Regions from separate parts of the Homo sapiens genome. Here region 1 is linked to region 2. A link is an interaction called in ENCODE POLR2A ChIA-PET data of the cell type or tissue named here. Cell type or tissue: PC-3. All regions are shown on one strand. Each heading gives the region's core, and the rest is flanking DNA. Links, peaks and the distances in the headings are about the cores only. Region 1 overlaps BIN1 (bridging integrator 1). Region 2 has its middle 42 kb from the start of BIN1.

Evidence for each region. Peaks named below come from ENCODE experiments on the same cell type or tissue, not always from the same donor. Only the 100,000 strongest peaks of a DNase experiment are listed, where the experiment ranks them.
Region 1: POLR2A ChIA-PET joins it to region 2 with 5 read pairs; 3 of 35 experiments call an interaction of 5 or more read pairs at or near these places.

Annotation. Positions count from the first base shown.
Region 1 is chr2:127,031,789-127,048,118 of GRCh38, reverse strand. BIN1 (bridging integrator 1) reads left to right here. Exons shown (of 19, transcript NM_139343.3): 19 at 1-87. LOC105373604 (a long non-coding RNA gene) reads right to left here. Exons shown (of 3, transcript XR_001739697.3): 3 at 12,759-16,271. Among named protein-coding and RNA genes, the nearest start is that of BIN1, 67 kb to the left of the region's middle. In PC-3, for the core only: no CTCF peak of the experiment used is centred there; no DNase peak of the experiment used is centred there.
Region 2 is chr2:127,140,512-127,156,841 of GRCh38, reverse strand. No RefSeq gene overlaps it. Among named protein-coding and RNA genes, the nearest start is that of BIN1, 42 kb to the right of the region's middle. In PC-3, for the core only: no CTCF peak of the experiment used is centred there; a DNase peak (open chromatin) is centred at 7,291; H3K27ac peaks cover 1,465 bases.

The sequences.
Region 1 (16,330 bases), core at 4,255-9,254, 110 kb after region 2:
GCCCCGCAGACGGTCTGTGTGCTGTTTGAAAATAAATCTTAGTGTTCAAAACAAAATGAAACAAAAAAAAAATGATAAAAACTCTCAGAAAACGTGTGTGTATTTGTTCTCCCTCTTCTTGTCCGTGAGTGCGGATGGAACCGTGTTATCTGTGGCTTTCTTACTGAGATGGTCTGCCCCCGAAGGCCCGCTGCCCTGGGCTGGTGCACCACAGGGCTTCAGCCCCTGTCCCCTGGGGTTCTTAGGGGTGGTCAGCTGGAGGTCAGGGACTGGGGGCTTGGGTGAAGGGGCTTGGCGAGCCATCTCTGTCCGAGAAATCTGCTGAGTGCTATCCTAAGTGACCTTTTTATTTTATTTTGTTTCATTGTTTTGAGACAGAGTTTTGCTCTTGTCGCCCAGGCTAGAGTGCAATGGCGAGACCTTGGCTCACTGCAACCTCCCGCTCCTGGGTTCCATCGATTATCCTGCCTCAGCCTCCTGAGTAGCTGGGATTACAGGCGTGAGCCACCACACCCGGCTAATTTTATATTTTTAGTAGAGATGGGGTTTCACCATGTTGGCCAGGCTGGTCGCAAACTCCTGACCTCAGGTGATCCACCTGCCTTGGACTCCCAAAGTGTTGGGATTACAGGCATGAGCCACCACACTCAGTGACCTTATTTAATACGCAAGAGAACCTGTGGTTCAGGTACCAGGACTCCCTTTCACAGATGAGGAAGCTGAGGCCCACGGAGGTCCAGTTACCGGCAGGTGAGTGATGGCACTGGACTGTGGGTCTGAGCACTTGACCCCAGACCAAGGGCAATGCTTGTGTCTGGTGGGGTCTGAAGGGCCTGGGTGGGGGGCAGGCATGCTGGCCTGGCTTGTCCCTCATCTCTTGACCCCTGCTGACCCCGCTCTGGGCGCTTCAGTTCCATCGGCAGACTTGGACAGGTCTGAGCAGCAGCTTTCCAGGAGCTGCGGGGACTGTGCCCATGGGCCCAGGGAGCAGCCTGCACTTCCAGGTGGAAGGAGCTCACGGCTCTCTTTAGTAATAGTTAAAGCTGGTGAGTGAGGTGACTGTCAGAGTCTGAGCTTTATTTTGGGGTAAAGCCCCTGGGCTTTGCTTTAGGTGGCAGGATTGTCATTGCTGTGGCCCTGCCTGGTCCTGTGGGGGGCAGATAGTGTTGGCTCTGCCATCCGTGGCTTCCAGGAGCAGTGGAAGTCATAGCAGTTGGGACAGAGCCTCTTTCTGGTTGCCCCTGCTTGGAGATCTCCCACCTTTCCTACCTTCCTTCACTCCCTCCTTCATCCCTTCCTCCTTGACAGCCTCATTTCCCCTGCCCAAGGTCCATAGTGCATTGTGGGTGGAGCCGGCTTGGAGCCCAGCCCACTTCTGAGCCTGGGTGCACGTGCCCTGGGCTCTGTGAGGTGTGAAGCCACAGTGCCATCATGGGAAGTCTTTGCTTTTATTTCAACCTGAAAATTCAAAACAAAACAAAAAAACAAAAAAACCCACCTCATCTAAAATACATTATCCAGGAGAAAGCATTTAGATTAGGTTTTTGACAATATAAGATTCCAAGATATGTTCCATGGCAGCTTTCAGCTTTACCCCCAGCCCTCGCCGCTGGGGTAAGGAGCGGCCCTGCTCTGTACCACAAGGTCAGGGCCTGCAGGGAGCTTCTTGCCAGAGGGAGCAGGGCCAGGATCGGGGCTGGGGAGCCTGCGGATCCAGAGGGAGGGAGGCCAGGTGTGAGGTTCCCATCCTGCTGGGGAGGGGCAGCGGCCCAAAGTCTGAACTGAGATGTGTGTCTGGGAGCCGGGGAGTCAACTAGGTTCATGGCAGTGCAGGGGGCATTCAGAGCCAGGCAGCGTGAATAAACAGGCCAGTGAGCTGAAGGGCCGGGCAGAGCAGAGGGCCCAGGCCAGGACAGGGTGGAGGAAATAGCAACAGGTGGGGTGAAGGTGGCCCATGGTGGGGGCCGGGAGAGGTGCGGGCTGCTCTCCATGCCTGGCAGCTGGACGTGCAATGTCCCGGAGGGCTTGGCAATCTGGCTTGATTTGGGCTGACGTGGCCACGGAGGCCCAGACCCTGGGCAGGGCTCCTGACTCTCAGAGCAGGCAGGCCGGGCTGTGGGTTCTGGGACCCAACTGAGGCTGGAGGCTCTTGCAGACCCCACACCCTGGGAGGGCCAAGCACGAGCTTGGGAAGAGGCCCACCCTGGGCAGCCCTCTGTGTGGCTCCCCTCCAGCCTCCCGGAGCCAGCGTGTGGCGGGAGTGACAGTGGCGGTTTGGAGCCAGGACTGGAGAGAGGTCTAGGAAGGCCGCCTCTTGTGTGGGGGCTGTGGGGTGGGCTGCAGCAGCCCAGGTGCCTGAGGGAGGGCCAGGCCCTGCATAGAGGCATTCTCATGGCTTCCTGGAAGGTGTGGGCCCCTTTTGAAACCCCATGAAAATCTTTAGAAAATCGGTTTACTTATTTATTACTCTGTGTTACAAACTCATTTGCTGGCAGGAGCAGGATTTTGAGTCATGGGACTTGGCAGCTAAAATTATCACACACACCCCCTGTCAGTGCAAATGGCCCCGAGGCCTCAGGCTCTGCACCAGCTCCGCCGTCAGAGGCTCTCAGAAGTGTCCTTCCGGTGCAGGGAGCGACCCCCTGCTCCCCGCCCTCCTGCCAGCTCCCCGGTCTTCCACCGCGGCCCCAACACTGGCCCTGCTGCTGGCCCGGCCTCTCAGCCCTTGTCCTTGATTGGATATGATAATCATGTTGGTGTCGCTTCTCTCAGTTTTGCTGGCCTGAAGACCCTTGGCCATGCCTCTGGGGTTTTAAATGCCCATACTCCTGGCCTCAGTCACCCCAACACCAGGCCGCATGTGGGGACGTCATGAGGGGTGGCCAAACACTGGGTCCCTCTGCTCAGCAGCTGTGGCTGGCGTGCTGGGTGCTGGGTGGCTGTGGCTCAGGTCCTCCGAGATGCTCTCGGCCTCCTTGGCGCCTGGGCAGCAGCTTCATCTTGGGGCTGAGTAGTTCCGAGTTTGATGCCAGCACACTTCCTTCCGAGAAGCACCCCGGAAAGTATTTGTGTGTGTGTGTGTGTGTGTGTGTGTCATTGAACCCTGAGCCAGTTGCTGTGGCCTGGGGTGGCACTTGCAGATTTGCTTAAGACAAATAGGATCTGGAGCTGGAGGTGGGCTGAACTGGGTGAGGGAGGCATGAACACCTGAATGAAAATCGGGGTGAGGCTTCTGAGGAGAAGGGGAGATAGGTTCTAGGAGCTCAGATCTGGGAATGTGCACTCCACGGTGGCTTCCAGAAAGGGCCCTGAGACTAGGTAGCTTGCCTAGATGGGAACTGCGAGGAGATGTGTGAATGTGTGTGTGAGTGAATATGAATGTAAATGTGTGTGGATGCGTGTGATTGTTAGTGACTGTAAGTGTACATGTGTGACTGTGTGTGAATGAGTGTGTGTGAATGTGTGAGTGTAAATGTGTGAGTGAATGGGTGAATGTGAATATGTATGAGTATAATGTGTGAACATGTGTGTAAATGTGGGAGTGTGAATGTGTGTGAATGGGCAAACGTGAATGTGTGTGCGAATGTGTGTGCATGTGAGTAAATGTATGTGTATGTGAGTGTGAAGGTGTGAGTGTGAATGTGAATGGTCAGAGAATGTGAGTGTGAATGTGTATGGTGAGTGTGAATGTGTGTGCGAGTGTGTGCATGAGAATAGGTGTGAATGTGTGAGTGTCGATGTGTGTGACTGTGAAGGTGTGGGTGTGAGTGTGAATGTGTGTGAATGTGTGTGAAGGTGTGGGTGTGAGGGTGAAGGTGTTGGTGAGGGTGAATGTGTGTGAATGTGAGTGTGAAGGTGTGGGTGTGAGTGTGAATGTGTGTGGAATGTGTGAGTGTGAATGTGAATGTGTGAGTGTGAAGGTGTGTGAATGTGAATGTGAAGATGTGGGTGTGAATGAATGTGTGTGAATGTGTGTGAATGTGTGAGTGTGAAGGTGTGGATGTGAGTGTGAATGTGTGAGTGTGAAAGTGTGGGTGTGAGTGTGAACGTGTGTGAATGTGTGAGTGTGAAGGTGTGAGTGTGAATGTGTGTGAATGTGTGAGTGTGAATGTGTGAATGTGAGTGTGAAGGTGTGGATGTGTGAATGTGTGTGAATGTGTGAGTGTGAATGGTGAGGAGAATGTGAATGCGTGTGTGCATGTGAATAGGTGTGAATGTGTGAGTGTGAATATGTGTGAAAGGGTGAGTGTAAATGTTAGTGTGAATGGGTCAGTGAGTGCGAGTGTGCGTCTGTGTGTAAATGTATGAATGGTTGTGTGTGTGAATGTGTGCACGAGTGTGCGTGCGAATGTGTGCACGTGTGAATGGCTGAGTGAATGGCCAGTGTGCATGGGAATGGGTGAGTGTGAATGGGCGAGTTCACGTGTGACGTTTCTGGGACCCTTGCTTGGTTCACTTTATCCAGCCTATAGCGGGCCTAGGGCAGCGGGAGGGCGGAATGCAGCCGGGCAGGTTTGCTCCTTCGTGTTCCAGGGGAATGCTCACCCGACGGCCCCCGCTCCTGGTCTCAGAAGCTCCTCCGCTGGAGACAGGGTAGACGGCTGAGCCCCTCCTCGGCTGCGCTGTTTGGAGGCTTGTGCGCTGGGGATGTGCTGCATCTGTAGATCCAGTGTCCCAAATGGTGATTCCGTCACTTCCGTATCCATTCATTCATTGGCTGTTCCCCAGGCCCGCACTGAACTACAGAGAAGATTAAAATGCATTCCTCAGTGGACTCGGGACTGCTAGACTAGAGAGGATGGAGGCGGCAGAGCTGAAAAGCTCCCCATTGGGTTCAACGCTCACGACTTGGGCGATGGGATCAACCATACCCCAAACCTCTGCATTACGTAATACACCCGGGTAACAAACCTGCACGTGTCCCCAATTCTAAAAGAAAATTTGAAAAAGAGAAAATAACATCATAAAATGTGGTTCCTACCCATGATGCGTGCACAGCCTGGGGGAGGCAGAGCAGCCACGGCCACAGCGGTGTGTCTGGGTGGTGCGTTTGAGGTTCCGGGGACAGAAGTGGAGCCGCCACCTGGCTTCGCACAGGGTAGGTGCCCCGGTTGAGGGGCTGGCACCTGGGAGGCCACCTCGGGCAGGGGCAGCCAGTGGAACAGGCAAGCGGACCTCAGGTTTGTTGAGCTGGGGAGGCCTGGAGCTCAGGAGAGAGACGGGCCGGGAAGAGGCGAAGGTGCTGGGAGAGCTTGTAGAGGAGGCGGAAGGAGGACCGGAGCAGCTGGTGACCACCACATTTAAGAGGAAGGAAGCTGGCCAGGCGCGGTGGCTCATGCCTGTAATCCCAGCACTTTCCGAGGCTGAGGCGGGTGGATCACCTGAGGTCAGGAGTTCCAGACCAACCTGGCCAATATGGTGAAATCCTGTCTCTACTTAGAAAAAAACAACCAAAAAAACCTCAAAAATTAGTCTGGCATGGTGATGCACGCCTGCAATCCCAGCTATTCAGGAGGCTGAGGCAGGAGTATTGCTTGAACCCAGGAGGCAGAGGTTTCAGTGAGCCGAGATCGAGCCACTGCACTCCAGCCTGGGTAACAGAGTGAGACTCCATCTCAAAAAAAAAAAAAAAAAAAAAAAGAAAGGCGGAGGCAAGCCTGTAATCCTAGCACTTCGGGAGGCCGAGGTCGGGGGATCACCTGAGGTCAGGTGTTTGGACCAGACTGACCAACAAGGTGAAACCCTGTCTCTACTAAAAATACAAAAATTAGCTGGGCCTGGTGGCAGGCGCCTGTAATCCCAGCTACTCAGGAGCCGAGAATCTCTTGAACCAGGGAGGCAGAGGTTTCAGTGAGCTGAGATCGCGCCACTGCACTCCAGCCTGGGCGACAGAGCGAGACTCTGTCTCAAAAAAAAAAAAAAAAAAAAAAAAAACAAAACGAGGGAAGCAGGAGGTTTCACAGGCACTGCCTGCCAAGGAGCTATTCAGTGCCATCCTTAGGAAGAGCTCCCTCCTCAAGAAGCAGCTGTGGTGGATGGGGCTGAGAAGGCTGGAAGACTGAGGACAGTGGCCTTGCCCACCTGCTCTCAGGCCCTGGGGATCCACAGAGGGGCCGCTGTGGAACACAGGCCGGGAACACAGGTGGGCTGCTGCCACCGGTACTCCTCACCCTGATTATGCAGAAGAGCAAATCACTGAGGAAAGGCCCTTCTTAGCGCAATTAAAAAGGATAATTAACAACGGGTGAGAAAGCTGCCTTCCTGACAGCCTCCGATGACAGTGAGCATCGGCTGCTGGAGGGAGAAGGGCAAAGGCATGCTCCTCTTTTCCTAGACAGCCACGGCCAGTGCACAGGGGCAGAGAGCATCCTCCAGGCTTGTCACGAAGAGGCTTTGAATCCCAGGCTGGGCAGAGACTTAAAGGCCCCTGTCAATCAGCCTGGGGTGCTTATCTCATGTCCCTGCCCCGTGTGACCTGCAGGGGGTGGCTGGAGAGGGGGCACAACTCTTTCTTGAAGGAAAGGATAGGCTGGAGGTGGGCCGAGGTTGGCACACAGATGCCATTCAGAGCTAAGGCGACAGATTTTTGTCTCCCGGAAGCTGGTGCATCTCCACCTACTTGCAAGCTGCCGGGTCTAGAGGACATGCACTTTCCATGGATCAGAGTCACAGATGGCCTGGAAGCTCCTGGGAAGCCATCCTTCATTAGGAATTGAGGGCCCGAATCTGTGGCTCAGGGCAGTGTTCTCACCTCCAGGTATCCAGCTGCCCATCTTCCCCCATGCACGTGGGCACCTTGAACTTGAAGTGCTTCTAAGCTGACTTGTCCAGTGTGGGCCGTCCTTGGACTCATTCCACACCCTCCTCCTGGAGCAGATGTTGCTAGGTGCACACCCAATACTCATCCCCTCCGCCTGCCCAACTGAATTCTGGTTTTGTTCAGGGTACCAATGCAGTCCGCTAAAGTCAGTCATTTTCCCAGCCTTCCTCGCAGCTGTGGGTGGCCTTATGACATAGTCCTGGCCAATAAGATGGGAGAGGGCATCCCTTCGCAAAGAAAACATCAAAGCCTTGTTAAGAAAAAGGCCTTTGGGCCGGGTGCAGTGGGTCACGCCTGTAATCCCAGCACTTTGGGAGGCCGAGGCAGGCAGATCACTTGAGGCCAGGAGTTCAAAACCAGCCTGGCCAACATGGTGAAACCCCATCTCCACCAAAAATACAAAAATTAGCCGGGCGTGGTGGTGTGCACCTGCAGTCTCAGCTACTTGGGAGGCGGAGGCAGGAGAATTGCTTGAACCCAGGAGGCAGAGGTTGCAGTGAGCTGAGATCGCACCACTGCACTCCAGCCTAGGAGACAGAGCAAGACTCCGTCTCAACAACAACAACAACAAAAAAAAAAAAAAAAAAAAGAAAAAGGCCTTTGCCTCCTTCTGCCTGGAATGAGGGCGGGAGGTGCAGCAGCCATCTTATGACCCTGAGGCCACACTCAGGAGGATGAAGAGCCACTCACTGAGGATGGCAGAGCGAGAAGGTGGGATATGGCTTTGCAGAGAGTATGCAGTCCAACCCCATTTCTTTCCTGGCTTGTTTTTGTATGAAACAAATAAAGGCATCACATCTGTGGGGGTTTTGTGGCTTGAAGCCTCCCTGATTGCTGCCATGTCCTGCCCGAGTCCTCAGATTTGGCCTCTTAGAGAGTTCTGCATAGGTTTCTCCCTCTGCACTGGCCCCTCCTAGTTCAGGCCTGGTTAGGCCTGCAGCCTCTGAGGTATCTTCCTCTAGGCCAGTCCCTGGAGGGCACCGTGGCTGCCAGGGTGGTTTTCCTGAACCTCCTTTCTGGCCTCATTGCCCTGTGTTCCAACCCTCCAATAACCTCCATTTCTCATGCAAGCCCAGATCCCTTAACCAGCTCCTTCAAGCTCTGGCCCCTGAACAGCTTTTCAGCCCCATCTTCCACCAACCCCCGTCTGGAATGGCCTGTCCTGGTAACCCAGATGAGCTGCGGGTCTGCTTCCCAGTGTCTGCCTTTCCTCTGCCAGGCTGTGGTCCTGCATCTCTGAGGTGCCCTCCCCCTCCCAGCTGATTCCCCCTCCCTTCCAGGGTGCACAGGCCCAGCCCAAGGGGGGCCTGCCTCCTCCGGGTGCGCTGGTTTGTCCACCTGTCAGTCGCGGCACTGGTCGCACTACGTGTACCTGCAGTTGAGCTGCCCATTTTTCTGACCCCACCCGGACACTGCCTCCTGTGCAGCTCTGTGGCCCAGGCCAGGGTCCAGGCTCAGAGTGTGGATGACATGCTCTGCTTCACTCTGCTGGGGCCCCTGCCATGTGGCCACTTGCTGCTCACTGCAGAAGCCACAGGGCACTGTCCACTAATAACTAGAGAAAATGAGTCATAATTCCCTCGCCCCAACCCAGCAATCTTTTTCATTTTTGCCTGTGTGAATTGAAGCTTTTAAAAACTCAAGGGCAGGCTCTGGCGTTTCTCCTGGCCACATTTCACCTGGTTAGAGTTGACCCGGCAGTTGGGTGTTGTTGGCTCTCTGCATGCTCTGAGTCGGCCATAGCAGCCTGTGTCCTAATGTGGTCCAAGCCTGTCATCCAGACTGAGCCCAGGTGGGTGGACAGATGGAGGAACAGGCAAACCCACTATGTAACCTCCAGTAGCCTACTTACAGACCACAAACCCAGCTTCCGCATCTTTTTTTTTTTTGAGATGGAGTCTCGCTCTGTCGCCCAGGCTGGAGTGCAGTGGCACAATCTCAGCTCACTGCAACCTCTGCCTCCTGGGTTCCAGCGATTCTCCTGCCTTAGCCTCCCGAGTAGCTAGGATTACAGGCACATGCTACTATGCCCAGCTAATTTTTGTATTTTTAGTAGAGATGGGATCTCACCATGTTGGCCAGGCTGGTCTTGAACTCCTGACCTCAAGTAATCTGCCTGCCTCGGCCTCCCAAAGTGCTGGGATTATAGGCGTGAGCCACCACGCCTAGCCCAGCTTCCCCATCTTTAAGTGAGGAGGTTGGATGACACGATGCACTGTAATAAAATCATTAAACTCCACCCACAGAGCCTGGGGCACACCACGATAGACTCTCGCCCTTCACTGTCTTAGATATTCTCTTTCAGAATGTTGATTTTTCCAACTTTTATCCCTTTTTTTTTTTTTAAATTTCAGATAGGGTCTTGCTCTGTCGCTTAGGCTGGAGTGCAGTGGTGTGATCGTAGCTCACTGCAGCCTCAACCTCCAGGGCTCATGTGATCTTCCCTACACAGCCTCCTAAGTAGCTGGACTACAGGTGCCCACCGCCACACCCAGCTAGTCTAATGTCTCCTTGATGTCCTGCAATCTGCTAATCTTTCTCTGTTTTGTTCACAAGAATTTTATGAGAGACCATGAGGTCCCACAGCAGGGATCTCACATTTTAAGATGTGTGTCCATAATTTTTTGAGCCAGCAGAAAGCATCCACACAAATGTGAGCATCTTTCGAGGTGGAGTGCCATGTGTGTGTCCTTATTCTAACAAAGGCTGTGGCTGTGCAGAAAATTCCAGAATTTCCTCGCTGGGATACACCTTCAGGCTAGCGGCAGTGTTGTTCAGATACATTCCATGCTAATGGGGTAAGATCTTCTGTCAGGGAATTTGGTGTTTGTGTAATAATAAGAAAATTTCTGTTTGAAAAGTGGCCTACAGGTTGAAGTTGGAATGGATTAGAATAGAAAGAAGCAAAACATTCCTCTGATGGAGTCACAAGGTCATTTGTTGGAAAAAAAATGACCTTAGAGAGCATGATTGGTTCTGAAAGCTAATCCGCCCTCCCCATGGGCTGGGTGGGAGAAACCAAAGAGGCGACTTGTTCTATCTGAAAAATGAATGACAATTTTGCCCTGCCTGTGGGGGACAGATGAGGGAGGTGGGTGGAGGACCCCCAAAAAGGGGTGGGGTAGGAAGAGCATGAGGAGGAGAGTGTGGAGGGAGAGAGGGGCCTGAGGAGATGGCCTTTCACCAGGCCTGAAGATGGGCCAAGCCTCGAGAAATCTCCTGGGCAGCAAACAGCAGGTGAGTCTGTAGGACACCCACAGCTCCTACTCAGTTGTAAGTTACTTCTAGTTCTGTGCTGGGCTGAACATCCCACCTTTAACCCTACACCCTGTGCGTGTCTGTGTTCCTTCGAAGGACTCCAGGAGTTGGCTGAGTTCCACACTAGGTCTGACCCAGAGCCAAGAGGAGAGTTGCTACAGGAGAGGAGAGGGGTTTGACCCAGCAAAGGGAGAAATGCAACCTTCCCCAGCCCTGCCTGGAAAAGGTCCTAGGAGGGAGAGGGGCAGGAATTGAAGTCCTCACAATATATAGGAAGGTACCTTGAGCAGTTTTATTTGAGAGCAAAGAAGAGGATGATCCCAGAAGATACAAGGGCACAGGGCCAATGAAAAGGCAGATATTTGGGTTGCATCCAGGAACTTGGAGGCAGATGTTGAGTTGTCAAGAGCTGGGCTCTCCAGCTGGAAGCATCTAGCCTTTATGGTGAGACATTGCCTTGGGCTGCAGTTTTTCTTCCTATAAGATGGTGGCCATAATACTTAACTGACAGGGTTGTTGTGTGAAGTAAGAAGTATTACAGGACAATTTTTTAAAAAAATAAAGTCATTCGGCAGGGCGCAGTGTCTCACACCTATAATCCCAGCACTCTGGGAGGCTGAGGTGGCTGGATCACTTGAGGCCAGGAGTTTGAGACCAGCCTGGCCTACATGACAAAACCCCATCTTTACTAAAAATACAAAAATTAGCTGGGTGTAGTGGTGTGCATCTGTAGTCCTAGCTACTCGGGAGGCTGAGGCACAAGAATCACTGGAACCCAGGAGGCAGAGGTTGCAGTGAGCCAAGATTGTGCCACTGTACTCCAGCCTGGGTGACAGAGTGAGACTGTGTCTCAAAAAAAAATTATACATATACATATACGTATATATACGCACACATCTCATACAAAGAGAAAAGCTACACATTTTATTTAACTAATTAACAAGGAAGCGGTAAGATGTTACAGGCAGTTTAAATGAGAACTGGATGTACAGAGGTTTATATTTTCTACTGGACAAGATGCATGTGCGTTGCTTTGGCCCAGAATTATGTGCATAGCTAGGAACAGGAAACTTCTGCATCTTCAGCAGCCCCACACGAGCTGATGCTGTCTCTGCAGAACTGCAGAACAACCCTGCCCAGAGAATTGAAGGCATGTGTCCCCACGGAATCCGACAATCCCTGAGGGTCCCTAGCCACTGCCCAGAATCCATCAAAGGGACACTGAGTTTTTTGCCCATGTAAAGCCTATAACAACTGAACAATCTTTGTCTCCCTGCCCCAGGATCACAACAGTCTCCAAAAATGATTCTCGATCACAAGACAATGGGTCTCAGTTTGGCCTATTTACACAGGTGCAGTGAGAATGTTCTAGACTTTCCAGACCTCCTTGGGTTAGCTTTCTTATTTTTTTAGGTAGAGTCTCACTCTGTTGCCCAGGCTGGAGTGTAGTGGCATGATCTCAGCTCACTGCAACCTCTGCCTCCCGGGTTCAAGTGATTCTCCTGCTTCAGCCACCTGAGTAGGTAGAATTACAGGCGTGCGCCACCATGCCCAGCCAATTTTTGTATTTTTAATAGACATGGGGTTTCACCATTTTGGCCAGGCTGGTCTTGAACTCCTGACTTCAAGTGATCTGCCCACCTTGGCCTCCCAAAGTGTTGGGATTGCAGGCATGAGCCACCGCACCTGGCCTGTAGCTTTCAAATCTAGAGTGCTGTGCAGCATTAAGCAACTGCCATGGCCCTGGAATTCGCTCCTGTCTGAATAGAAAATCTTAGCTGGGATTTATAAAAGCCTCTTTTATCTGCTGGGAAACCGAGTTCAAGGAACTGTCACCACCAGCTCTCACCTATGTATCTGTAACTTTGGATGGCTTCCTCGCTTCTCAAAGTTCCCTACATCAGTTGATGCTTGCTCCTGGCCTGCAGGAAACCACCTTTCCTACCACCTGTGAGGCTAGGACTCAAGGGCCCAGCATGTTCTCCTGCAGTAGCTTTGTGGCATCAATTCTGTATAAAAGTGGCTTATCCCACCTGATTAAATGAGACTCACCTCCAATTATGACAACCCCACAATAACCCTTATTGCTTAATGCTGTTTTATCCCAGCAAAAGAAGAAAAGTTCTCCATTGAATTTATGAAAATAACTATATTTCCATGAAAACTTAAGACTAAGTCATTTTCTGAGTTCTGGAGGGTTAGTGAAAATAAGAAACTATTTTACAAATGTTTCTTTTCAATTGACAAAAGCAAAGTCTATTAAATTGTAGGTTAAAAAGGAAGAGAAGGAGCTTCCTCACAGATCTAGAAATGAAAGAACATCAAAGCAACATCAGCAATATTCCAAAAAATAACCAAGACAAAATTGCCTCATTCAATCCTAAGTAATAATTCCTGTTCTCTGGATCCAGTCAAGAGAGAACTTTTAGGGAGCCTCTGCTCTGAGCTTAGAGGCCTAGAAGTCATGACTCCGTCTGATGGATGATCTGAAGGTGGCCTAAGTGAGGTCCGCTCAGGAGCGTGTCCCCGCGAGGTGATTCACTGTAGCATCCTCAGCTTAGAGCCCCTGCATGTCCTCTTGAGCCTCTGAGGCTGCCCCTTGTGGAAGGCACAGCCGCTCACCAGTGGCTTACAGCAGAGTCCCAGGTGCACATCAGAGTAAATACAAAACTACTGGTAGTTGACTGTTGGTTAATTTATTACAGCAACCGCAGGAAAGTAAGATTCTCTACTGGGAAATAACTATTTCATAAGCATTTTGATCAGTGTCTCACTAAAGGTAAAGCATACAATGGACGGCGACGAGGGCACTGGCAAAGCTTCAGGGCCTTCCTACAAAGTGTGCAGTGTCTGAACTATTTATAATGAGTTTACTGATACAAACTTAACCTAGGGAGGCTGAGCATCTCTTCAGATGCTGATTAAAGAATAATAAACATAATTACTTCTGGCCTCTCTTGCTCTTGCTTCATAGGGTGAAAGTACAAATCTCGTGAATTTCCAGGGGCCCTCTGGGAAGTTTCAAAGAATGTTTTAGTTCAAGATAAAAAGTTTTCTTTTACTCTTTCTATATTTAGGATCTGATCTCTAGAAGGAAAAATCAAAAGAGTTGTCAGAGAAGATTTAGGCACTTGACTCAGAGCATATCATGGGTGCTGAAGAAATAATTCTTGCTTACTCTTTTAATAATGCAAACAAATGTAAAAGTAAACAGAAGGTGACATGAGTTTAAAGAATCATCTCTTTCACAAGTGAGTTTTTGTATTGTTTTGTTTAAATACTCAAGGACTGAATGAAGTCAGCATAAGGCACAGAAATTTTTCTGGCAAGACACACACTTTTGCTGTCAGGCAGACCACAAGGAAGGTAAAGAATAGCCTTTGTGCTGCAGGTCAGTGGTCCCCAGCCTTTCTGGCGCCCGGAACCGGTTTCATGGAAGACATTTTTTCCACGGACTGGGATGGGGGGATGGTTTCTGGATGATTCAAGCACATTACATTTATTGTACACTTTATTTCTATTATTATTACATTGTAATATATAATGAAATAATTATACAACTCACAATAATATAGAATCAGTGGAGGCCTGAGCTTATTTTCCTGCAACTAGATGGTCCCATCTGGGGGTGATGGGAGAGAGTGACAGATTGTCAGGCATTAGATTCTCATAAGGAGCATACAACCTAGATGCCTTGCATGCACAGTTTACAATAGGGGTTCATACTCCTGTGAGAATCTCATGCCACCGTGACAGAAGGCAGAGCTCAGGCAGTACTGTGAGTGATGGGGAGCAGCTGTAACCACCGCTTATCTCCTGCTATGTGGCCCGGTTCCTAACAGGCCATGGACTGTTGCTGGACCATAGCCCGGGGATTGGGGACCCCTGCTGTAGATGAAGGCGGTGACCAGTAAGCCAAGGCGGCAAGCCCATCAAAAGTGAGGAAACTTTGCTAAGATCTAAGTTACTTCATGTCTCTTTTCAGACTCAGGTATTATAAACCAAGGCAAATAACATTCACTTCTTTAGACCTTCATTCACTGTGTTCATTCATATTCTGGAACAAAACTACTTTTCATTGCATGACAAAACAGAAGCACGCACACAGAGTTTTATTTGTCACTATTGCTTCGTGTACCAACCACCTATATGAAAGATAATTTTCATCCAAAGTAACCAACTTCTGTTTCACAGAAAAAGCTGAGGAGGTGGCAGAAAATTGAGAGCTGCCCTACGCGAGCATTTCTGCAGGTGAGCAGATTGCAGGAGGGCACAGCCACTTGCCTCCAGATCCACGCGGGCCTCTTACTCCTTCAAGTGGCAAACACGAATATGCCCATCAACACAACTCAAAGATCCAGGCTTTCTGCAGAATATAAAAATAAGGAGCAAAAGTGGATAAGCCTAAAAGTAGGCTTAGCAATCCATGTTTTAGTGTTATATCCTACTTCGTTTATCTAGGTATCTGATGATTATCTATTAATTAACTCCATTCAGGGTCAGGTTCTGATTTATCTGAAGATTCCAGGTTCTAAGTTATCTAAAGATCTTGGACATTTATTTAATTGGATAAATTATACTACAAAACATAGGTTGAGGTAACGGATGTGTCTAAATAGTGATTCAATTTAGAGTAATACCAATATTCAGTTTTCATAATAGTGACATTGTATTAGACTAATGTTATCTTTTTGATAAACTATTTAAGAAGACCAGATTATTCTCTTCATGAGAGATTTGATCAAATACACAATTGAATTATACTTAACACTGTAAATCAAAGACAAGACCAATCTGTTTTTTAAAAACCAAAATTATTAAGCTAGTTTGACTTGCCACAGATTTACCTTAGTTACAGGAACTTGGTTTTATAAAATGTATTTAAGGTAGCAGTTTCTGTATGAAGGATATTTTAAAAAGCCTAACACATTGAAAGCACTAGAAGCTAGAAATATGAGATATATAAGATATATAAGTGCCTTTTTTCCTATAAACTAGTAAGAACAGAGCTCCTTTGATTTAAGAGACATAACTAATTTATTAATTTATTTCACACTCACATATCACGGAATCAAGGCTTTTCTCAGTTATAGACTTGCAGACACATGGATCACAGATGACAGACATATGGAGAGATTTTGGCTTTGGCCCTGCAAATTCAGCCACAGGCCAGAAGTAAGCAACACACCCTCTTACCAATCCCAAGTCTCAAAGAGCTGTGCTTTGCAGCGGGCACTAAATTTCTAACTGACTGGAGCTCAAAATAAACAAACAAGAAAGGACCAACAAACCGGATTTCCTGTTGTCTCTCACTTGAAAGGAATTAGATCTGTGTCATCCATCTACAGAGATGACTAAATGGTCAGGCCAAAAACCAAATTCTCAATCACTGTTGTCAAGAATAGGGAATAACTTATAGTCAGGAATAAACCAGAAATAAAACCACAGACACAAATTCAGTAAAGATTAGAAAAATAAAACTAGAGAAACAGAGAGTAAGTAAAATTAAAGTTCTGTGGCTGCTTGGAAGTCACCTTGGGAGGTGAGGGAGGACAGAGCTGAGGCTCTGGTGGCATCTGAAGTTCCCTTTGGCAACTGTGCAGCTCATCTGGCTCTGGCTGGTGAATCTACTGTGTATCTCATAGGACCAATAAAACTGCTAGAGGGTCATTTCCAAAAAGGTAGAATCATGACTCCCCTATAAATATAGAATGAATACATGTCAAATATTTTGATTAACTAGTAATTAACAAGAGAGCCCGTTCAAATATTTATCTCCCCCATTGGATAAAATCCATTTGCATTGCTATGAACACCTTTTGCATTACCACGGACAGAAAATGTCTGTATCACCCTCAGCCCTCCACAAGTTAGTTTCCGTCTCTACAGTGTTGCCAATTGGCCCAACTGAACAGTCAAAGTTGCGCACTCCCATAGAATCAGACAATTCCTGGAAGGTCCACTAGACAACAGCCGAAATTCCATGGAAAGGATCCCTGCCATCTTTTTTCTCCATTACAAGGTCTTTATCCTGGGACAAGGATGTTAGAAGTGCATCAGTCACCGAGCAGAGGCCAGTAACTAGGAGTGGCAGCTGCTTAACAATTTTTTTTCATACAGGTAGGTGCCATGGCTCTGAGTGTTGTCCAGAGTGGGCTGAATCCCTGGCTCCTCCGAGTTGACCTCTTTTTTCCTGGGGAAAGAGACTAAAAGTGTTGGTGAGAGTGGGGTCAGAGAGGGGTGGTAGTGGAG
Region 2 (16,330 bases), core at 4,768-9,767:
TGTTTCTGCCAAATCTCTGAACAAAATCCGCTTAAACTTGGAATCCTGGGCATTTTCATTCAGGCTGCCATAACACAGTACCATAGACTGGGTGGATTAAACAACAGGATTCCATTTCTCGCAGTTCTGGAGGCTGGGAAGTCCAAAATCAAGATGCTGGCAGCTTCAGGTGAGGGCTCTCCTGCTGGCTTGCAGACAGCTGCCTTCTCACTGTGTTTTTGCATGGTGAAGAGAAGGAGCAAGCAGGTTCTTTGGTGTCTCTTCTTATAAGGCCATTAATCCCATCATGAGGATTAATCCCACCCTCACGACCTTATCTAATCCCAATCACTTCCCACAGTCCTTGTCTCCTAGTACCATCACACTGGGGTTTAGGGCTTCAACATATGGATCTGGGGAGGACACAGATGTACAGTCCAGAACACTGGGTTATGATCAAGCCTTAAAAGTTAATTTACAATTATAAAGATAGTGAAGAACTCTAGAGAGGTTTACCTCACTCTGGAGTTATGTGTTTGCATATCAAGGGGAAAACTAGCTCTAGGTTATTTGGTCCCTAGAGAAATGTCTTTACATTCCAAAGAGCAGAGTGAGAATTCAGGATTCTAGCCATGCACTCTCCAAAAAGCAAGCATGTCTTCCCTTCTTTCAGGAGAGAGGGCCCCCAGTGTCTCTCCTGGGTGTAACTGGCCACAGCCCGTTGCTCTCAGTCCTCCCCTAAGGAGTGTCCAGTTGCTCGTGGAGAGTTTCCATTTGGCTCTCACTGCCTCTCCCACAAGCATGGACTGGAGCAAGGAGGGGCCCTAGGCTTATGATTTACTGTAAGGTCAATGGGGAGGAGTCTGTCTCAGATCCAGAGGACTTCATGTGCACATTCAGAATAAAATTAAGAAATATTAAAACCCAAAAACGTTAAGTAAAAACAAAACAGAAAAATGTTATGTATACAGAATGACTGACTACAACTATGGCAAAAACAAACAACAACAACAACAACAACAACAACAACAAACCCTCAATAGAGGAAAAAGTAAACAAGAAACAGATCAAATTATTAACACAATGACATTTGAATGGTGACAAAATTGGTGATTTTAGTTTTTCTTTCCTTTTAAAATGTTTTTAAAGCACATATATTAATTTGGCAATGGAAGAAATTAGAAAGAAAATAACTTTTGCATGAAGATCACAGCTGAGGATATCCTGTTAGTTATCTATTGTGGCATAACAAATTAACCCAAGACTCTGCAGCTTAAACCAAGACAGCTTTTTTATTGCACAGTTTCTATGGTCAGACGTTCACATGGTTGATCTCCCACTGAGGGCCTCCAGGGTCCCACCCCCTTAGCAGCACATTACAAATTGAACTGGTAGAATAACTTCATATGGAACTCATCAAATATATTTGAGTGTCTTGTTGCTCTTTCCATTTTTTTTTCTATGTTGGGGTTTCAGATAAGATTTCTACAGTTTTTCATGCAGAATGTTCAATCCCTGTCTTCTCAAGGCCTCTAAACCCTAACCCGTGAGTGTTGGAGGTATTCGGTGCAGTGCTTGGTCTTCCTGGCAGTGTTTCTCATTTGGAATCAATCACAGTAGTGACTGGACAAGGGGTTACAGAATTTCTTGGCATGGGGTGGGAGAACTGTTGCTTTACTTCCTATTAAAAGAACTGGAGTGAGGCTGGGTGCGATGGCTCATGCCTGTAATCCCAGCATTTTGGGAGGCCGGGTTGGGCAGATCACAAGGTCAGGAGATTGAGACCACCCTGGCCGACATCTGGAAATCCCGTCTCTACTAAAATACAAAAAAATCAGCTAGTCATGGTGGCGTGTGCTTGTAGTCCCAGCTACTCAGGAGGCTGAGGCAGGGGAGTTGCTCGAACCCTGGAGGTGGAGGTTTCAGTGAGCTGAGATTACGCCACTGCACTCCAGCCTGGCAACAGAATGAGACTTCATCTCAAAAAAAAAAAAAAAAAAAAGAGAGAAAAGCTGTTATTTGGGAATATGAAAATTAAACATGCAGAGGCATGTGCCCTTTACCTGGGACCTTGCTGACAGCTGTGTTCTCTAGACCTCTCTCTTTAGGAACGTCTCTCGTCCCACCTCCACCCACAGGAGAAACCACTGGAAGCTCCTCCAGGTTCCTAGTGAAGCCCCCAGGACTCAGCTCCTTGGCCTCACTGCCCACCTGCCATCAGCTTCTTTGGCCTCTGGAGAACCTCACGATCAGCCTGCAGAGCTGCACCCAGGCCTGCCCTATGCCGGGGTTCCCACTGAGACCCCAGGGTCACTCACTTAGCAGGACAGTGATCATCAAGTGGGTTAGGGTTTCCAGGATGCTTCAAGGCAAGGCTCTGAGATCTGAGCTGTGGAGGAGGATGTAAGGAATCAGTACAAACAGGGGCTGGCCACACAGCACTGGGGAACTATGAAAAAGCTTCTGGAATCCAGAGGCCCCACGTGTGCACTTGGTGGGTGTTACAGAAACTTACGGTGAGCCCACCATCTCCAAAAACTTGAAACTCCACTCTTGCTTAAACTCAGGATCACACATCCTATGCCAGCGGGCTCTTGGTCCTTAGACTGTTCATAAGAAAAATAGGAAATGGCCAGGGGCCTGAGGAAGGAATGCAGCCATACCTGACCCTGGCTGCCTGAAGAGAGCTGGGTTGGTTTGGAGAGTACTGGGGCGGGGAGTAGGGTGCAGGGATGGGCGGGGGAGCCAGTCAGTAAAGTGTGCAGGAACCCAGGGTGGCCCATGGGCCTGAGGACTACACAGGCCCTGTCCTAGAGGCCATCTGGAGGGGGCTGGTCGGCTGGCTCCATTTCCAATTAACACCCCCTGCACCCCCCTGGATCCTCAGAGCCTCTGCTGGGATAGATGATCTCACCAGCTCTGTGATTGTGGCAGAAACACCAGGCCAGCCAAGCTTGAGTCATGCGACCTCCTCTGGCTACCAGGGCATGAGGAGGAAGAGTGCCTGGTTTCCTCCAGCCACATAGTAGTAGGCAAAGCCTGGCTCTCACCAAGTAAAGCAAGACTCCCACCAGATAGACAGGAAGGGCGCTCCCTTGACTGGGTGGTCTCTAAATATCAAATGTCCATTACAGTGGCCAAGAAACTGCGGTATCTTAATCACAAATAATCATCACCCATGCATTTGAACTAACTGGCAAAAGAACTCTCTCTCTCTCTCTCTCTCTCTGTGTGTGTGTGTGTTCAACAACAGCATCAAGGCTGAACATAAAAGATCACCTCTTGCTGACTTTATAATCTTTTTTTTTTTTTGAGATGGCGTTTTGCCCTTGTCGCCCAGGCTGGAGTGCAATGGTGTGATCTCGGCTCACTGCAATCTCCGCCTCCTGGGTTCAAGAGATTCTGCAGCCTCAGCCTCCCATGTAGCTGGGATTACAGGCGCCTGCCACCACGTCTGACTAACTTTTGTATTTTTAGTAGAGACAGGGTTTCACCATGTTGGCCAAGCTAGTCTCAAACTCCTGACCTCAGGTGATCCACCCGCCTCAGCCTCCCAAAATGTTGGGATGTGTTTTTTTTTGAGATGTGGTTTTGCTCGTTGCCCAGGCTGGAGTGCAATGGCATGATCTCAGCTCACTGCAACCTTCGCCTCCTAGGTTCAAGTGATCCTCCTGCTTCAGCCTCCCACTTAGCTGGGATTACAAGCATGTGTCACCATGCCAAGCTAATTTTGTATTTTCAATAGAGACAAGATGGGGTTTCACCATGTTGGTCAGGAAACTGCTGACCTCAGGTGATCCACCTGCCTCGGCCTCCCAAAGTGCTGGGATTACAGGTGTGAGCCACCGTGCCCAGTCGACTTTAATCTTATACAGACATTTATATGTATTTATATGTGCCCTGGTGGGACTGTGGCATGCCATTGACAGTCACTGTTCAGATTACTCTTTTTAGCAACTGCTATTTGAGTTCAGAGAAAAAAACTGTAAAAATCTGTGAAGGAAACGTCCATGGAAACAGCCACTCTCTAGTCTACTTTCTATTCATTTGGAAAGCAATGTCTCTCTTAGCATCTGAGGCTTCTAACCCATATTTTCAAGATGGCGATTCCCATCAGGAAATCTCTTACAGCCTATGGCAGAAAATACGCGGTTTGGGAATGACTGAGGTTTACATCAGAGCTGAGAAATGAGTATTGAACTCAGTCTAGTGAAGTTATCTGGGCATTTTCCCCAGGTGTTATTGGCATGTCCTGCTCCATGTTGGGACATTTAGATAAATAAGAAGTTGGGCCACTCATTTTGGTTCCACATTTACACCCACCTGATTTCCTCAGTTCTGTGCCAGCCACAGTTGACAGAAATGAAGGATACTTACTTATTCCTGCACCCGGGAGGTACAGGATGTGGAGAAGACAACACATAATTAGAAAGTTATAATGAGCTGAACTACTTGGGAGTATGCTGGGAGTGTGAAGCCCCAGAATAGACTTAGCGTATCTTTCTAGAGAGTTGATTTCATTGCATGCTAAATAATGTAAACCGAATTAGGTTATGTGAATGTGCTCGGATATACTGTGGAGTAGAATGCAAAATACAAAGTGGATGTTGGTGAAAGTGGCAGAGTTAGGGCTGGGCACAGTGGTTCATGCCTGTAATCTCAGCATTTTGAGAGGCCGAGCCAGAAGAATCACTTCATCCCACAAGAGTTAGAGACCAGCCTGGGCAACATAGTGAGACCCTGTCTCTGGTAGGGGTTACCCCATCTCTGGTAAAAAAAAAAAAAAAAAAAAAAGTTGCCAGGGATAGTGGTATGTACCTGTAGTTTCAGGTACTCAGGGGGCTGAGGCGGGAGGATTGCTTGCATTTGGGAGGTCAAGGCTTCAGTGAGCCATAATTGCACCACTACACCCCAGCCTGACAAGACTGAGACTCTGTCTATTTAAAAAAAAAAGGAAGTGGCAGAGTTAGGACCTCTGAAAAGTCTCTCCATAAAAGCAATGAGAAAATTGACAAAAATTATCAGAGCCAATTTTTTTTTGAACTTTGGAAATTAAATTGCAACAATCCAAGTAGTGTTAATATTTAAGAAAAGTGGCAGAATCCTGGTAAGAAAAAAAGCTTTGTGACATTTTAATTTATCCTAGTCCCATCCCCATGGTAACCTTGAAAAATTAAAGCGTACACTAACAGTGAAAATTAGCATGGTGGCAGCCACCTAAGGGAACAGAATTGGCCTGGAGCTCGTTAAAGGCCCATTACCAGAGAGCTGTCATTATTTGACCTGTCTGGTGATTCTCTGGAAGATCCCCCTTTGTAAGGTTGTCTGTATTTGACCTGACTCTGAACTTACACAGTGTGAAAAGCTCTTTTCCAGGGCCATTTATCAGAAACAATTACAGCCAAATTGATTAACTTCATGGATGCCTGAGGGAGTAGAAAACAGCTGGGGCAAATAACAGACCAACCAAAAAGCTTAAAATGAAAAGTTGGGGAATAGGATATCTACAGGGGGCATTGAAAAGCTCTGAAATATTCCTGGGAATCAAGAAGGTCATGTTCTTGTGTAAGGCTGTGAGCATGCCCAGGATTGACCTGAAAAAAACCTGAGAAGGTCCTAAGCTCTCATCTCTGGCTCCCCTGAGACTCTGTGCAATCAGGAAGTGAAGGCTAAGGCAGAGTTGTAAACTGCCTGGCTGAGGGTTGCAGGCACGCCTAATGTACACAAAGAGCCCCCCAGCAAAGACTGGGAGACTTATTTGTTTCAGATGTTTTTAGGAAGTCTCTGTTCAATCATTAACTGATCACTAGGCTAAATGAGCAGAGACTTCATTGCTACATACAACAAAGAATACAGACTATGCAGAATTAGTTAAAAAAAATACACTAAATAGGCTGGGTGCAGTGGCTCATATCTATAATCCCAGCACTTTGGGAGGTTGAGGTGGGCAGATCACCTGTTGTTAGGAGTACAAGATCAGCCTTGCTAACATGGTGAAACCCTGTCTCTACTAAAAATACAAAAATTAGCCAGGTGTGGTGGCACATACCTGTAATCCTGGCTACTCGGGAGGCTGAGGCACAAGAATTGCTTGAACCTGGAGTTTTCAGTGAGCTGAGGTCATGCCACTGCACTCCAGCCTGGGCAGGAGTGAGACATCATTTCAAAAAAGAAACAAACGAACAAAAACCCCCAAAACACTAAACAAACAAAATGAAAACAACTACAAAAAACAACAAAAACCATAAACCTTGGAGAGATAATTTGATTTTCAGAGCTGCCATAATATATTATTTAAAATGTCTAGTTTTCAACAAAAAATAAGAGCATGGAAAGAAATAAGAAAGTATGGGCCATTCATGGGAAAAAAACAATCAATAGAAACTGTTCCTGAGAAAGCCCAGATGTTGGACTTACTAGACAAAGACTTTAAATCAGCTACTTTAAATATGTTCAAAGGATTATATATACAAAAATATGCATTTTATACATATTTGGTTATATATTATATATAATTATATTTTTTATACATATATATATTATTTACATATATATTATATATACTTGGTTCTATAGATATAAAACCAAATAGAAGTTATGGAGTCAAAAAGTACAATAACTAAGAAGAAAATTCCATCAGAAGGCCTCAACAGCAGATTTGAGCAGACAGAAAAAAAATCAATGCACTTGAATATATGTCAGTTGAGATTATCTAGTCTGAAACATAGAAAGAAAAAAGAATGAAGAAAAATAAACAGAGCCCCTGCCAGGTGCGGTGGCTCACTCCTATAATCCCAGCACTTTGGGAGGTTGAGGTGGGCGTATCACCTGAGGTCGGGAGTTCGAGACCGGCCTGACCAACATGGAGAAACCCTGTCTCTACTAAAAATACAAAAATTAGCCAGGTGTGGTGGCGCACGCCTGTAATCCCAGCTATTTGGGAGACTGAGGCAGGAGAATTGCTTGAACCCAGGAGGCAGAGGTTGTGGTGAGCCAAAATCAGGCCATTGCACTCCAGCCTGGGCAACAAGAGCGAAACTCCATCTCAAAAAAAAAAAAAAAAAAAAAAAAGAAAAGAAAAAGAAAAAGAAACAGAGCCCCAGAGACCGAGACCTATGGGCACCAATAAACACACCAATGTATGCGCAGTGGGATAGAGGGAAAAGGGCAGGAAAAATATATGAAGAAATATTGGGTGAAAAATTCCAACATTTGATGAATAATTGTCTATACATCCCAAATGCGCAACCAACTTTAGAAAAAATTCAGAGTGAACCACAGCTAAACAAATCATGATCAAGTTGTTAAAAAACAAAGGGAAAAATCTTGAAAATGGTGAGAGAGAAATGACTCATCATGTGCAAGGGATTCTCATAACATTAAAAGCTGATTTCTCATAAGAAACCATGGAAACCAGGAAGCAATGGGATGATATATGCAAAATGGTAAAACGAAAAAAAAAACCTGTTAAACAAGAACTATATATTCAGCAAAACTATTCCTTAAAAATGAGAGGAGATGAAGACATTCCCAGATAAACACAGGGAATTCATCACTGGGAGAGCTGCCCTGCAAAAGATATTAATGGGAGTCTCTCAGGCTAAAATAAAAGAAACACTAGACAGTAACTTGAATCTATATGAAGAAATAAGGAGCATTGGTAAAAGTAACTACATAGGTAAATATAAAAGACAGTATAAGTGTATATTGCTAGTAATTCTTTTTTCCCCATCTCATCTGAAAGACAATTGCATAAAGCAATAATTAGAAATCTATGTAGAAATACTTTTAAATAATACAAAGTATATTTTCTCCCCCAAACAAAATAAAATTAAAATCAATAACAAATGAATTTGAGAAATGCAGAAATATGTAGAAATTAACCATATATGCTCAAATAAGCAATAAGAAATAAGTGCAATCTATAGAGACATTGATTATTTAATCAATGGCTCAAAGAAGTAATTACAAGATAAATTAGAAATACCTTGAGATAAATGAAATAAAGATACAGTATACCAAAACTTATGGGAAACAGATAAAGCAGTGCTTAGGAAGAAATTTATAGCTGTAAGCACCTATGTTAAAAAACATGAAAGATCTCAAATCAACAACCTAATCTTCCATCATAAGACACTGGAAAAAGAAGAGCAAACCAAACAAAAAGCAAGGAGAAGGAAGAAAGAAATTATAACAAAAATCATAAATACATAATGTTTTCAAGGTTCATCCATGTTGTTGTATGAATCAGTGCATTTTTATGGCTAAATAATATTCCTTGTATGAATATACCACATTTTGTTTATCCATTCATCAGTTGATGGATATTGGGTTGTTATCAACTCTTGACTAATATAAATAATGGTACTATGAACATTCATGTAAAGGTTTTTGTCTGGGCATGCTTTCATTTCTCTTGGGGGCATGCCTAAGCGTGAAATTGCTGGGTAAAATAACTAATTTCTCGAGAAACTGCCAGACTCTTCTAAAGCGGCTGCACCATTTTATGTTTCCACCGACAGTGTAAGAGGGCTTCAATTTCTCCAAATCCTCATCAACACTTGTTATTATCTGCTTTTTAAAGTCTAGCTATCAGGACGGGTGTGGTGGCTCACGCCTGTAATCCCAGCACTTTGAGAAGCTGAGGCAGGCGGATCACCAGAGGTTGGGAGTTTGAGACCAGCCTGAACAACATGGAGAAACCCTGTCTCTACTAAAAATACAAAATTAGCCGGGCGTGGTGGTGCATGCCTGTAATCCCAGCTACTCGGGAGGCTGAGGCAGGAAAATTGCTTAAATCCGGGAGGCGGAGGTTGCAGTGAGCTGAGATCACGCCATTGCACTCCAGCCTGGGCAACAAGAGCAAAATTCCATCTAAAAAAAAAAAAGAAAGAAAAAAAAAATCTACCTATCCTATGTGGTTCAATTTATATGAAATATCCAGAATAGTGCCATCTATAGAGATACAAAACAGATCTGGAGCTACAGGGGATGGAGCGATTGGGAGGGGTATTGGGGATGGAGCAATTGGAGGTGGTTTCTTTTTGGAGTAATGAAAATGTTATAAAATTGATTGTGGTGGTGGTTGCACAATTGTGTGAATACACTAAAAGCCATTGAATTGTACACTTTAAATGGATGAATTGTATGGTATGAGAATGATGTCTTAAGCTGTTAAACAATACATGTGAATATCTTTAGGAGAAAACTTGAAACTCCAGGAAACTCTGACCCTGTGGATGGCCCTGTCAATCTGCATGTCCCATGCTGGGACAGAGGTGAGTCCAGAAGTCTAGGCAAAGTTATCAAGATGAGGGTAAACTTTCTACTGCTATGCAGCCCTTGGGGGCCGGGGTCCCCCGAGCTGTCAGGATGCCTCAGCCCAGACCCTTGGAATTAAAGAGGCCTGTTGGCTGGACGCACTTCCAACTCCGGCACTCTCAGAAGAGGCTTCCTGGAGCCCCTCGGCTTTAATCCCCGGCTGCAGTGTGAGCCGGGCTCACTTGCTAAGCTCAGGAACTAAGCAGGCTGAGGGGCCAGCTCATCTTTCCCCCAGGACGTGCAGCCACAGGGATCCTGGGCCCTCCCTGCATGACATGCTGCTAAGAATAGCGAGAGGACAGTATGTGTGTCTCTGAAGATCTTTCTGCGAGTCAGGAAGTATTTACAGCCTTTCCTGGAATAGAGCTCCTCCATCTGCAGTACTGCTTGGGAGTGCCTTGTGGTCTCTCCCTTCAAAATCCAGCCTTAAATTCCCCTCCTCCAGGAAGCATACCTTGACTTAACCAAACCTCCCTGGTTGAATTTTTTGAATGACTAAACCTGAATTAGGCTGATGAACTGGTCAGCACCCTTTGAGAAGCAGGTTTGTTGGGCTGTGAGGAAGGGCTCTGGCCCCAGCATTTCCTCTCCAGTCTACCCATCCTCTTTTTGGACAACCTGATGTACACGTAAGTATTAGTTACAAATCTTTGGTTGCAAGTGACAGAAACCCAAGCCAAACCTGGGTAGTAGCCAGGGTGATGGAACCAGGAACTCACTGCTACCAGCACACCATCTCCCCTGTGGCCTGGATGTTGCCTTCTCTTCCATGGCACACTGGGCTTTTCCATACAGCCAAGGAGATGGCTGTAGAAGCTGGTTTGCCTCCTCTTGTATTGGACGCCTAATGGGCTTCCTCCTGGCTCCCGAGTTGAAAAATCCCTGGGAAGGGCTCTAATTGGCCCTACCTGAGTCAGGTGCTCTCCTCTGAACCAATTGCTGAGCTCAGGAGGCGGGTCAGACTACCTGGTGGAGGGGAGGCGCAAACCCTCGCAAGAGGGATGCCTGGTAGAGGAGTGCGAGTGGGGCTGGGTGCACCGGCGACGGTATTGGTGCCTGGTACTTCCCTGATTCTGTGCCGTGGGAGCTGTTCGGGATGTTAAACTCCTGGGAGATCAGGCTGAGGACGACAGTCACTACTTGTGCCTGCGCAGCATCCTCTTTGCCATAACAACGACCCCAGTTTCCTCTGGAGACCACCCTGTTGGCAGCCATGTGTTCATGGGGCCTAGGAGTGGAACACGTGGCCGGGACCATCAGCCAGCACAGTCCCTTTCCTGTGACCACAGCCCCGGCTCTCAGCAGACTGCCAGCACCTTGAGGGCAGGGTCTGCATGCCACTCAGCTCTGGGTGCGGCACAATGGTGGCTCCCAGACCTGGCCTACCTGACAAACCCCCAGGGGCCCCTGCCCAGGGCTGGTCCCAGGCATTTATATTTTTAATAAGCTCTGTAGGGAATATGAATAATTAGTTTTGGGAATGGTTGCTGCATGGTGTTTGTATACAGTAAGTGCTTTATAGTTGCTGGTGTAATGGGAAAGACTGGAGTCAGCTTCCCAGGAGTGATCATCCTGGCTGTCTTTGAGTTGCCCATGGACACAGAGCTGCCAGGACCCTCTTTGCATGTTTTGAGGTGGTCCTGTCACTCTGGGTGGGCAGACCCTGGCCCTCCTTGTTGGTGAGATGGCACTTGCTGACAGGATCAAGACCTTCCAATTCCAGGAGCTGGAAGAACCCCAGAGGGTTGGGACACTTGAGAAGACAGCCAGCTTGAAATGGGCTCACCCAATTAGTTCCAATCGGGCCACCTCAGGATGACTCAGTTAGAATGTCAGGGCCTTCTAAAATTAATCACAGCTGCCTCTGAAATCAGCACCTTGCATGAAGTCCCCAGCCCCTCTTGGCCCCACAGAGGTCTTGGGAACTTGAGGGAGCTGGTTCTGGCCCAGCACCATCTCTCAGCCCCTCAGACATTCATCTGAATTTAGATTTGCTAACAGGCAGTTTTCCTTCTGCTTTTCCTTTTTTTTTTCCTTCTAATCCTCTCCCTTCTAACTGCAAGCAAAGGCTATTTTTATGACCAGGGGTTTCATTTCTCAAAAGGAGGATGACAGGAGGTGGATATTTTAGTACAGTGTCCTAAGCTCTCATTAATGGAAGTTGGGTACAAATTTAATCCAATATATTCAGTTTTTCTTCCTCTCAAGATGGGTTTTTATTTCTTCTGAATAAAAAGGTTGACTATGAACATTGTAAATTCAGGTAATACAGGAAGTTCTACAGAAAAAAGGAATAATTGCTGGAAATCCCTTATCCAGAGAGAAACAATTGTTGGCATGTTGATGCATACTTATAAAAAACCCTCCCAGTGCTTTTCAAAAAACCCCCTAAAAGTCCATAGACTTGAAAAATAAAAATGCATAATTTGCATATATGGAAATAAATGATAATTCCAAGAAAGTCTTTGGCTTCTTTGTGACAAGAAAGTCTGTTGGAGGAAAGAAATCAGCTATTTGGAGGCTCTACATCAATGTCACTTTTAACCTTTCTCTCTGTCTGATTGTTAGATTATAAATTTAAATTTAATTCTTCTAGAAGACAGTTGGATTCATGTATATATACAAAAAGACAAACCTGCCGCGGCTGCAGCAAATACAATGGTAGGAATTTATCTTAGAGCAGAGTTTCCCAAGCTTTCTTGGTTCTTGGTGCCTTTAGTGTTTCAGAAATGTTTTCATGGCTTTTCCTAGGCCAAAAGAAGCACCTAATAGTTCCATTTAAGTAGTTAGGTCCAAACAACAATTTAGTAGTTGTTTTAAAAAAGTAATACACAGAATTTGAAAGAATTTTTTTTTTATTTCATACTTAAGTAACATCAGATGGCAACAATGGCCAATAGGAGGCAATGGAACAATGTCTTCAGTATTCCGAGGGACAGAGATTTGCGGCTTGAAGGACTGTTCATCAGAGGGCAGTGCCTGCCTCATCTGCATGCTGCCAGCACTGCTCCAGGGCTTGGCTCAGCCAGAGTAAATGCTCAATGCATCTGTGCTGAATAAGTGAATAAATAAACAAATGGATGAATGAATGAATTTTTAGGGTTGTCACACTTTCCAGTTTTTCTTCAAAGTCCTTGAAGAAGAAGGCGTTGGTCCCTGAAGCCCCAGCCTTGAAAGTTTCCTCTGCATCAGGAGCCAGGAAGGCCCTGGGGCAGACGGCCCAGGAGAGAGCACCGGGTGGGCAGGCCCAGGAAATCAGTAGCCCTTTGCTTTCAAAGCCTGGTTTGGAAGAGAGTATGATTCAGTGGTTAAGAGGCCACAGACCTGACTCCAGAGTCTCCCTGTGTCTCAGTTAAATCATCTGCAAAACAGGAATAACACTAGTCTCTGTTCTCATAGCGAGAATGACCTGTGTGTGTCTAACAGCTTCCTGGTACACAGCGTTCCTTAAATACTAGCTTTAATATTAGTGGTTGATCTCTTAGAACAACTTTCTGCTCTCTAAAATGGAAATGACAACATTGAGCTCTCAGTAAGAATTAGAGGCAACACTTGTGGGTCGGCCTCGTCTCTCCTCCGCCCACTGTGAGATGTGAGAAGGCTGTGATGGGCCTGTCTGTGCTTTCCCTGCGGGTCCCTGTCTCTCTCTGAACTTTCTCTCCTGACCCTCCTGGTTTCCACACTAAAGAGGAACAGGAAGTGAAAGCAATAAAAGTGGGAAAAGGGCCTTTTTCTTTAAATTAGGGATGTGCTCTGATGTTCACCTCCTCTGTGAATTTTTTTTTCTTTTTGAGATGGAGTCTTACTCTGTGACCCAGGCTGGAATGATCATGGCTCACTGTAGCCTCAACCTCCTGGGCTCAAGTAATCCCACCCCAGCCTCCTGCGTAGGGCTACAGGCGGTGCCACTACACCTAGCTAATTTTATTTTTGTAGAGACAGGGTCTCACTATGTTCCCCAGGCTGATCTCAAACTCCTGGGCTCAAGCAATCCTCCCACCTCAGCCTCCCGGTGCTGGGATTACAGGCATGGGCCACCGTTTCCAGCCTGTGAATTGATCTTGATTTGGGTTCTTTGAGAGCAGCCAGCAGGCTGTGCTGTGTCTGACATGTAGAATTCCTGGATAGCAAGGCTTAGAAGCAGGAGAACTAGCTCTTGTAAGATCCTGGCTCTGGTCACTCCTGTTCATTCCAGAGCTGAGGGATCCAACTGACCCTCTGTCTCCACTACCCTTGACTGCTCACTCCTGGAAATTCACCAGTCTACATGTGCTCTGCAGAGGTGAGAGGACCTTTGGAGGAGCAGAAGGATGGTGGCTGTGGAAAGCTGGTGACCCTCAAGTCCACTTACAACGGAGATGGCTGTGTGTGTGACATCCCCTTAGTGCTAGACTCAAGCTAATCCTTTGGGGAATGTTTGAGGTGGACCAGGGGCCCTCATTTTTTTCTCTTTTATACAGGTTAGGACTCCTAGGACATCAAGTGGTAACTCATCATTATCACCATCACACAGCAGCTGGAACCAGCAGCCTCACCAGGCCTTTCTCCTTTAATAATGACAAACATGGTGTGCAGTCTGGGCCACTTAATCCTGTTCTGCAGATGGGGACTCTGAGACATAAAGAGGTAAAGATCATGCAGGTGACAAAGCTAGCTGAAGATTAGTATTATGAGATATGAGAATAGTAACTGAAGGGTTGATTTGTAAATGTGAAAAATTGGAAATCAGCCTTGATTTCCAACAATAGGGTATTGATGTGTAATACAACCACACAGTAGGGTATTGTATAGCGACTAAGAATGATACAGCAGTATTTGTTGACCTGGGAACATTTTTCACAATATGCTTTAAAAAAAGATAGATAAGTGCTTATTAATAATATAGGTACAGGGACTCAAGTCAAAGTGGGGATATATTCTAAACTCTGGCGACCAATTTCCTAAACCATGTAGTTTTTGCTATAGAAAACATCTAGCTGTGGGTCTACTTGTAATACTCAGTATATTACCTTATTTCATATGCCATTTATTTTTTCTTTATGAAAATGGTGTCATTCATCTTTATTAATGTAGTTGAAATTCATAAACTTTCTGTGTGAATCATTTAATCAAGAAAAATGTGTTACGGGGATAGATTTTATATAAATGAGAATGAAATGAAATGTTTCATTAAAATATGTAAAAGTTGCCCAGTATATCTTAAGGAGAAATCGTATGTGTATAATATTATTGTATTTTTGTAAGATAAAACAAATGTTGTAAGACCTTAAAAATATTGTTAGGAGAAAAAAATACACGTATGCATAGAAAAATGTCTAGAAGGATAAATGCTAAAATGTTCATCCTGGACCTCTGCAAGATGGGGCTATGGGTGATTTTTTACCCCTTCCTTTATTGTTCACCTGTATTTTCTAATTTTTCAATAACGTTCATGTGTTACTTATTTAGAAAAGACAGGAGATGAATGTTTAAAGTGATGGATATGGTAATTACCCTGACTTGATCATGATACAATGTATATATGCATTGAAACATCACACTGTACCCCATAAACATGTATGGCTATTATGTATTAGTTATAAATAAAATATTAATAAGAAATAAAAAGATAAGGGGGGTACTGGGCTGGGAGTAAGGAGACTGCATTCTGACAGCAACTCTGCCTCTAACTGACTGTGTGATCCTGGGCAAGTCCTTTCCTTTCTGGTTTTCGAGTCTTCATCTGTAACACGAGGGGTTGTTAGCAGACAGGAAGTTCCGCGAGAGCTGGGACCATGTCTGTTTTGTTCTGGCAGTGTCTGTAGCACAGGCTATGCTCTGTGTATACTACATTAACGAGTGTGTGCATGAGTGAATGGAATTAGCGGCTGTGATCATTGGGAGAGTTTTGGAGACATGGCCTGCTGCAGTGGTCCTCCAGTGTGTTCCAGAAGCAGAAGCCCGGGAGGTTGTAAGGCTTTTTCTGGATGCTTTGGAAAAATCACGGGGCAGAGCTTTGCATTCGACTTACCCGCATGGGACGGCAGTGGGCTTAGTGTTGAACAGAGTTGAGTTAGGGACGTAGTGCTGCTCTTTGCCGGCAGTGAAATCTTGAGAAAATTTTGTATTTTTTTCTCTAAGCTTGTCTCCTCATTTGTAAATTGAGAGTTATTACTAATACCTAGCTCATAGGGTTGCTCTGAGCACTTGAAAAATCTATTTAGAAATTAGCTAAAAATGGCAGACTGAACCCCAACCACTTTTTCCTGTCCCAAACCCTTAGAAATACCAGAAAAAATAAATACATGTCATCCAAAAATGTTCTAGGAGACGAGAAGGGGCCTCGGTGGATTTAAAGTTGCGAGGAATTATTGAAAGAAGGAAATTGGTGGGGTTGAAAGGAAGAAACCACTGCCCAAAATACGTATAGGGAGACCTGCTGTCATAGGCAGTTTTGAAGGGAATTTAAGCTTGAAGATGGTGAATGGGGTGGTGGTGACTGGTAGGTCGTGGGTTAGGATGTTGCAGTAGGAACCACAAAGCCAGCCAGCTATCTACTCCTCCCACCACACCTTTCCCACTTAGCCAAATAGCAGGCAGCAGGGATCTCTGTCTCCCTCCTGCCAGTGTGAACGCCCAGCCTAGGGAGGCAAGGTGACACTCTGGACAAACGGACCTCGGATGCAGGCACACCACGTCCACCAGCTTGTTTTCCACCCACGGTCATCTCTCCCACACCGTGGCTGGAGGCATCACCCATAGACTGGGTAACAAAGAACCTCAAACACAAGACGAGCACACACCAGAGCCGCTGAACACTGAGGAAAGCACTGCCATGACTGGGACGCAGAGCACAGGAAACAGACTGATACCCAGATAAACAGCAAGCAGAGCACACGGACGAAGCACAGTTAATCTCAGAAAGCTGTGAGAGGAAACGGTGTGAGGCCTTAGAAATAAAAAAGAAGACGCTCAAAGGTATATTCAAAAAGGGGCTTTTGGAGTATGATCAGACTGGATGTAGGTCAATAATAGCATATTAGTGAACTGG